Linked DNA regions of Homo sapiens: region 1 is linked to region 2. Evidence: read pairs that join two places in POLR2A ChIA-PET (ENCODE). Cell type or tissue: MCF 10A. All regions are shown on one strand. Each heading gives the region's core, and the rest is flanking DNA. Links, peaks and the distances in the headings are about the cores only. Region 1 overlaps LOC102724355 (a long non-coding RNA gene). Region 2 has its middle 38 kb from the start of ADAMTS5.

The links. Peaks named below come from ENCODE experiments on the same cell type or tissue, not always from the same donor. Only the 100,000 strongest peaks of a DNase experiment are listed, where the experiment ranks them.
Region 1: POLR2A ChIA-PET joins it to region 2 with 5 read pairs; 2 of 35 experiments call an interaction of 5 or more read pairs at or near these places.

What each region holds. Positions count from the first base shown.
Region 1 is chr21:27,268,024-27,270,955 of GRCh38, forward strand. All of the region lies in intron 1 of LOC102724355 (a long non-coding RNA gene), which reads right to left. Among named protein-coding and RNA genes, the nearest start is that of ADAMTS5, 300 kb to the left of the region's middle. In MCF 10A, for the core only: no CTCF peak of the experiment used is centred there; a DNase peak (open chromatin) is centred at 1,828.
Region 2 is chr21:27,003,876-27,006,807 of GRCh38, forward strand. No RefSeq gene overlaps it. Among named protein-coding and RNA genes, the nearest start is that of ADAMTS5, 38 kb to the left of the region's middle. In MCF 10A, for the core only: no CTCF peak of the experiment used is centred there; no DNase peak of the experiment used is centred there.

The DNA of each region.
Region 1 (2,932 bases), core at 272-2,771, 260 kb after region 2:
ATTGTTTTGGAACTTGTTATGAATGCAGAATCTCAACTGCCATGCCGAACCTACATTTTAACAACATCCTCAGTCCTGAAGATGCCATCTATGGTAAAGCATTGATCTAGAAGACTTTCCTCCATTGGGTACACAGTTGGGCTACACAGCCTATAGTCTCTTCCTGTTCTGTGATTTCTGTCATGTATTCTGATTTTAAAAGCAATTCTGTCCTTCCTTAGTTTGTCTCTGTCTTTTAAAATTTCAAACACTAAGTGAAAAAGCCTAGTGAACTTTTAATCTTCATGTTAAGTTTAATTTTATGAGATTATTTTCGTATGACATCACTACTTAAATCATCTACATAGTAAAAACTTCAAAGTGCAACTTTTTGAAAATAGCTTTGTGATTCATGAATGGTATAATTGAAATATTGTTTTAACAGTACTTCAAAACCAACAAAAACAATACTATCTGCAAAATGTATGTAACACTCTCCCTGTACCACAGCCCTTTCTTATAATTCACTGTTGACTCATGGAGAATCACTGTAGATTTTGTTTTTCTTCACTAATAATTTACTGTAGCTGGCTTGTGAAAACCGCATAGGGAAGAAGAATTGTTGCTTTCTTGCTATGTCTTGCTTTTACTTTAGTACCTCCATTTAAAAGCAAGTTAACTGTCTCCTATTTTAATTACTCAGCTTTCTCTAAGGTCTTGGAATTTTTCTTCTGAGACAACTCAAGCCTTGTTTTACTTTTAAATGCCTGCTGAAAGTAACAGTGATTTGTTTATCAACAGAGTAAAGAATTGATAAGCTATGGTAGTAATTATTTTTATTTTTTTGTTTAGAAAGCACATTCCTTGAGTTTTCCTCCAAATGGAAAGAATTTTTAATTGGCATAAATATGATACAGCTCCCTTGTAACTGAGAAACATCATAGAAATGAATAGGGCTTTGAGTAAAACAATGTTTCTCATGACCTGATATTGTTTTGTTTGTGTGTGCAACAACTGGGCTTTATAAAAAATTCTACTGTCAGCAGTGGTACATCACAGTTTACAATCTCTCCCTTCCAAAGGGAGTACTATCACTACTTAGAAAAGTAGCTGATTTATGGCAAGAGGCAACAAATAAGAAATCATGGTTTTTATAGTGAAAGAAAGATAGAGTTTAGTGTAAAGTTTCTCTTATTTGAATTGGAGAAAGATTTGCTATTTGTGATGAACAATATACTTGGCAATATAACTGAAGACTTGCTAAGTCAAATAGTCTATTGTCTCATGACAACTACATTGTGGACAAAAAAAACATGTAAAACATGTTTCTCCTTGCTTTGCAAATTCTTTAATAACACTTTTACATGTGAGGCCCAAATATGAGAGTGATATCAAACAGTTTACATTTGTGTTCAAGTGATAACCTCAAATCCTACTAATTAGTATATTTTTTTAATTTACCACTTATCCACTGTGTTCCTTTCCTTTCTGTTCCTACTGACATATCTTTAAAGTATCTATTTATTTAAATAAGCTTAGTCCTCTATTTGAAAACTATGAAAAAAAATCAACATAAACTTTTCAGCAGCATGGAAGACTATTTTTTAATTTTTGAAAACAAAAACATGTTTTAAAATCTTGCTGCTCAAATGGTATTCCTTTGGGGTCCTGGAAGTTTAAGGTATTTTCTCATTTGTTTACAAATTACAAATTTACAAATTTTCTCTTAAGTGAAACAACTTCTTGCAATCTTTTCTTATGCAATTCTTGGGATTTGCAACATGACCCTTTTCTTTAGCCAATCCACTTTTTCAGACTTGTCTCCTTCCCTCCCTCTCCCTTGAGTCACTAGTCCTGGAGCTTCTTGAGGTTGCTGAATCACCACTTATCTGCAGGCCTACTTGACCTCAGCATCCTTATTGACAGTATTCCTCTGCTTGAGGATCCTTTCTTTTCCATGTCATGTACCCATGCATATTCATCTTTCAATATCTGCATCTAATAGGTTTTATTAGGTTATTTTCACACTGCTATAAAGAACTACTTGAGACTGGGTAGTTTATGAAAAAAAATGATTTAATTGACTCACACTTCCACAGGCTGTACAGGAAGCATGGCTGGGAGGTCTCAGGAAACTTATAATCATGGCAGAAGGCAAAGGGGAAGCAAGTATTTCTTACCATGGCAGAGCAGGAGAGAGCAAGCTAATGGGAAGTGCACACTTTCAGACACACTTTCAAACAACCAGATCTCATGAGAACTCCCTCATTGTAAGGAATACAGTTGGTGCAGTGGGAGTCACCCTTGAATTACTGTAACCAGAAACATCAGTATCACTCACTGTCACAAAAACAGCAAGGGGGAAGTCCACCCCCATGTTCCAATCACCTCCCATCAGGTCCCATCTCCAACATTGGGAATTACAATTTGTCATGAGATTTGGGTGGAGACATAGAGCCAAACCATATCATATGTGTTATCTCCATAACTATTTCGATGGTAATTCAGCTAGAAATTCTCTTCTTCTGCTCTTAGAGCTTATGATTCTTTCTTTCACTAGTAAGCCCTCAAAACATGGAGATTTGGCTGATACTCTCCACTGCTGTGTATAAGTTCACTCACTGACTCATCCATGGCTTTATTATGTATTCATTATTGTATCCATTATTGTATTGAATAAGTGTTAAGAACTTTTGGAAGTCACTTTTTAGAAGGGAAAAAAGGCTATGGCACAATCAGTCCTTGTAAAAAGTGCAATGAATGTTATGGTAGAAGAGATATGTGTGATCTTGCCTGGTGGCTCCAGCAGATGAAACAAATGACATAGAAATATATTAACCTGCCATTAATGGGACATGTCACATCATTTTTTGAAAGCTTATAAAATAATGCAAACTTAGTGTATGAGGTTGGCCTGTTAGTATTTTTTATCTATTAGTAGGAGTGTTTTCGT
Region 2 (2,932 bases), core at 138-2,637:
TCTGCTGTGACTATTTCTCCCACTACATTAAAAATTTATTATGACTGGCTTATTGGAAAGCTATTGATTTTATGTGTTTACCTTGTACTTAAGTGTGTTTCTAAACATTTATAAGTTCCAATAGATTTTTAAAAAACAATTCCCATGAATTTTCTGTAGTAAATTATTTGCCAGTATAGTATGTAAGTCTTTTTATTTCCTTCCCTTATTTTATTGTCATGCCCAAGAATTCTAGTAAAATGTTAAATTTCTGGCTTAAATGAAAGTGCTTCTGAATTTTCTCCATTAATTACTGTTTTTAAGATGAACTTTTTACAGATGTATAATCAAATAGGTCTAGATTTCTAAGAAGACCGTTTTGTTTTATAAATCAAGAATGGCTATGTAAATTAGTAAATAATTTTTGGCAACTGTTGAATTGATAATATCTTTTTCCTTCAAATTTTAATATAGTAACTTAAATTGACATATTTTCTAAAATAAAAAGGACCTTATTCTTGGAACAAACTCTAGATAGTTATAATATATTTTTAATGTACAGCTGGATTAAATCTGCTAATATTGTCATAGGATTTTCAAAACTTTATTCACAGGTGGTAGAGTCCTGTACTTGATTGTGTGTGTATGAGTGTGTCTATGTGAGTGAGTATGCACTTTATTCTTATTTGCTTGTATGATCTTTCTTTGTTATAATTCTTATTAATTATAAGAATTCTTATTAATTATAACTAATTTCAGGGCTACCCTTGCATTAACCTCTTTCAAGTCCTGTTATCTAATTTTGTATTCGTAAGTGTGTATTCTCTTCTCTAAAAAAGATATTCCATGATTATGTAAACAATGGATTCCAAAAGCTTGGATCACTCTTTGAGTTGAGCATATTAATGTTTGTCAACACAAGGAAATTCTAACCATAGAAATAGCCATATTGGTTTCAACTCTGGGGACATGGAAGATGCAATCATCATGCTTCAGTGGAGCTTCTCAGCTCTAACTTCCAGTACCTACCTACTCAATAGGCGGATATGGGACAGGAATTAGCCATGAGATAGCAGTTTATATGGTAGAAGGTGGATTGCTATGAGATTCTTGCATCTTATTTTGATAGATCTTTCTTGTTAAATCGTTGTTGATTATATCACAATAAATTAAATTATAGAACTGATTGTACTGCATGAACTCAAAATTTTGTCGATCCTAGAAAATGGGTTATAGATTTGATGAGTTTCCTTCCTTTTGCTATAAGCTCCATGATGGGCTCTCCATGATGGCAAGGACTGTATCTTGTTCGCTGTCTCTATTAGAATGTGAAACACATACTAAATAATCAGTGATTATTTGAATGATTCTTGAATAAGGTTTTCCCAGAACAAATAACATTGTTTGTTTGGAATACATTACAAACTCAATACACGGTAAAGTGTGGACAAGCGTCAGGAAGAGTTTATGTCTTGTAAAGCTGCTTAATGACTGCTAAAGATAAATTTTGCTTGGAATTTCTGGATTAATATGTTTAGATAATAAAATATTTTTATTTATTTTAAAAATTATTAGGTCTGTCTTACAATGATAAAGTCATCGCATCTTAGCAGCTTTGATTCAGAGATAGGAAGCAACCAGGCAAAAAAGTTTTGACATAATATAAGAACAAGAAACTTAAAAAGGAAAAAGAAATATTAAAAAATATAAGAACTCTAATTCAATTTATATTTAAATTTTGTAATCTAAAATATAAAAATTAAGAATATATAATCCATGGCTCAAATAATACCCATCTGGGCTTCAATATATTCCACGAATCAAATTTAGATATTGTTTGTCTTGAGCAGAGCGTTTTTTCACCAGAATACCTTTTTTAGTTGAAAAAGCAAAGGCAAATGAAAACTATAGAAGTTCTAATTGCTAATAAAGAAATGCCATCTGAAAATTACAGATAATTTTATTTTAAAATTTTATTTCAATAGTTTTGGGGGTACAGGTGGTGTTTGGGTACATGGATACATTCTTTAATGGTGATTTCTAAGATTTTGGTGTACCCGTCACCGGAGCAGGGTCCACTGTACCCAATATGTAGGTTTTCATCCCTCACCCCCCTCCCACTCCTCCTCAGTGAGTCCCCAGAGTCCATTATATCATTCTTATGCCGTTGCATCCTCATAGCTTAGCTCCCCCTTATAAGTGAGAACATGCAATATTTGGTTTTCCATTCCTGAGTTACTTAAAATAATGGTGTCTAGCTCCACCCAAGTTGCCACAAAAGATATTATTTTTAGATGTGTTGGAATGATTTGATTATTACTCTATAAAACAATGACCTGTCCCTTTGGTACAAGTCTTTAGCATACTTGCAGCCTTATAAAATATAATCAGATGATAGTAAGCCTTTTCTTTAATGAATTTGTCCTCACTCTACCCTTTTTCTCTTAGAGTATTTAACATAAAATAAAACTGATTATTTTTTCTCATACAATATTTAGCATAAAATAAAACATTATTAAACCATGTTTATGGCAGCCTTGTTTGATATCTCATTTTTTCTTAATTAAAAATTTTATGGCTCTCTGAATCACTTAGAATGAATTTTCTGAAGAGAAACATCAAGAACTTACATCTCATTTCTGTTGCTTTTTCAGGAAATCTCATTTTTAGAATCTGTTTTATTACCACTGTTGTTTACCAGACCACAGAAATATCTCCTTTGACTGTCTAAAATCCATCTGCACAAATTATTTACCAATCATCCTTTTAATGTGTCTGTGTGTTTCTTGAAGCTAGAGATAATGCTTTTTAGTCCTTTAAGCCATACCCTAATAGAGTAAGGCTTAAAGCAATGCATAAGAAATAGCAATACACAAGTAATATTAGTCTCTTTATTCACTCCCCACTATCATCTACTTCCTGAAAGCAGACTTTTGCTTCAATATATTCTAGC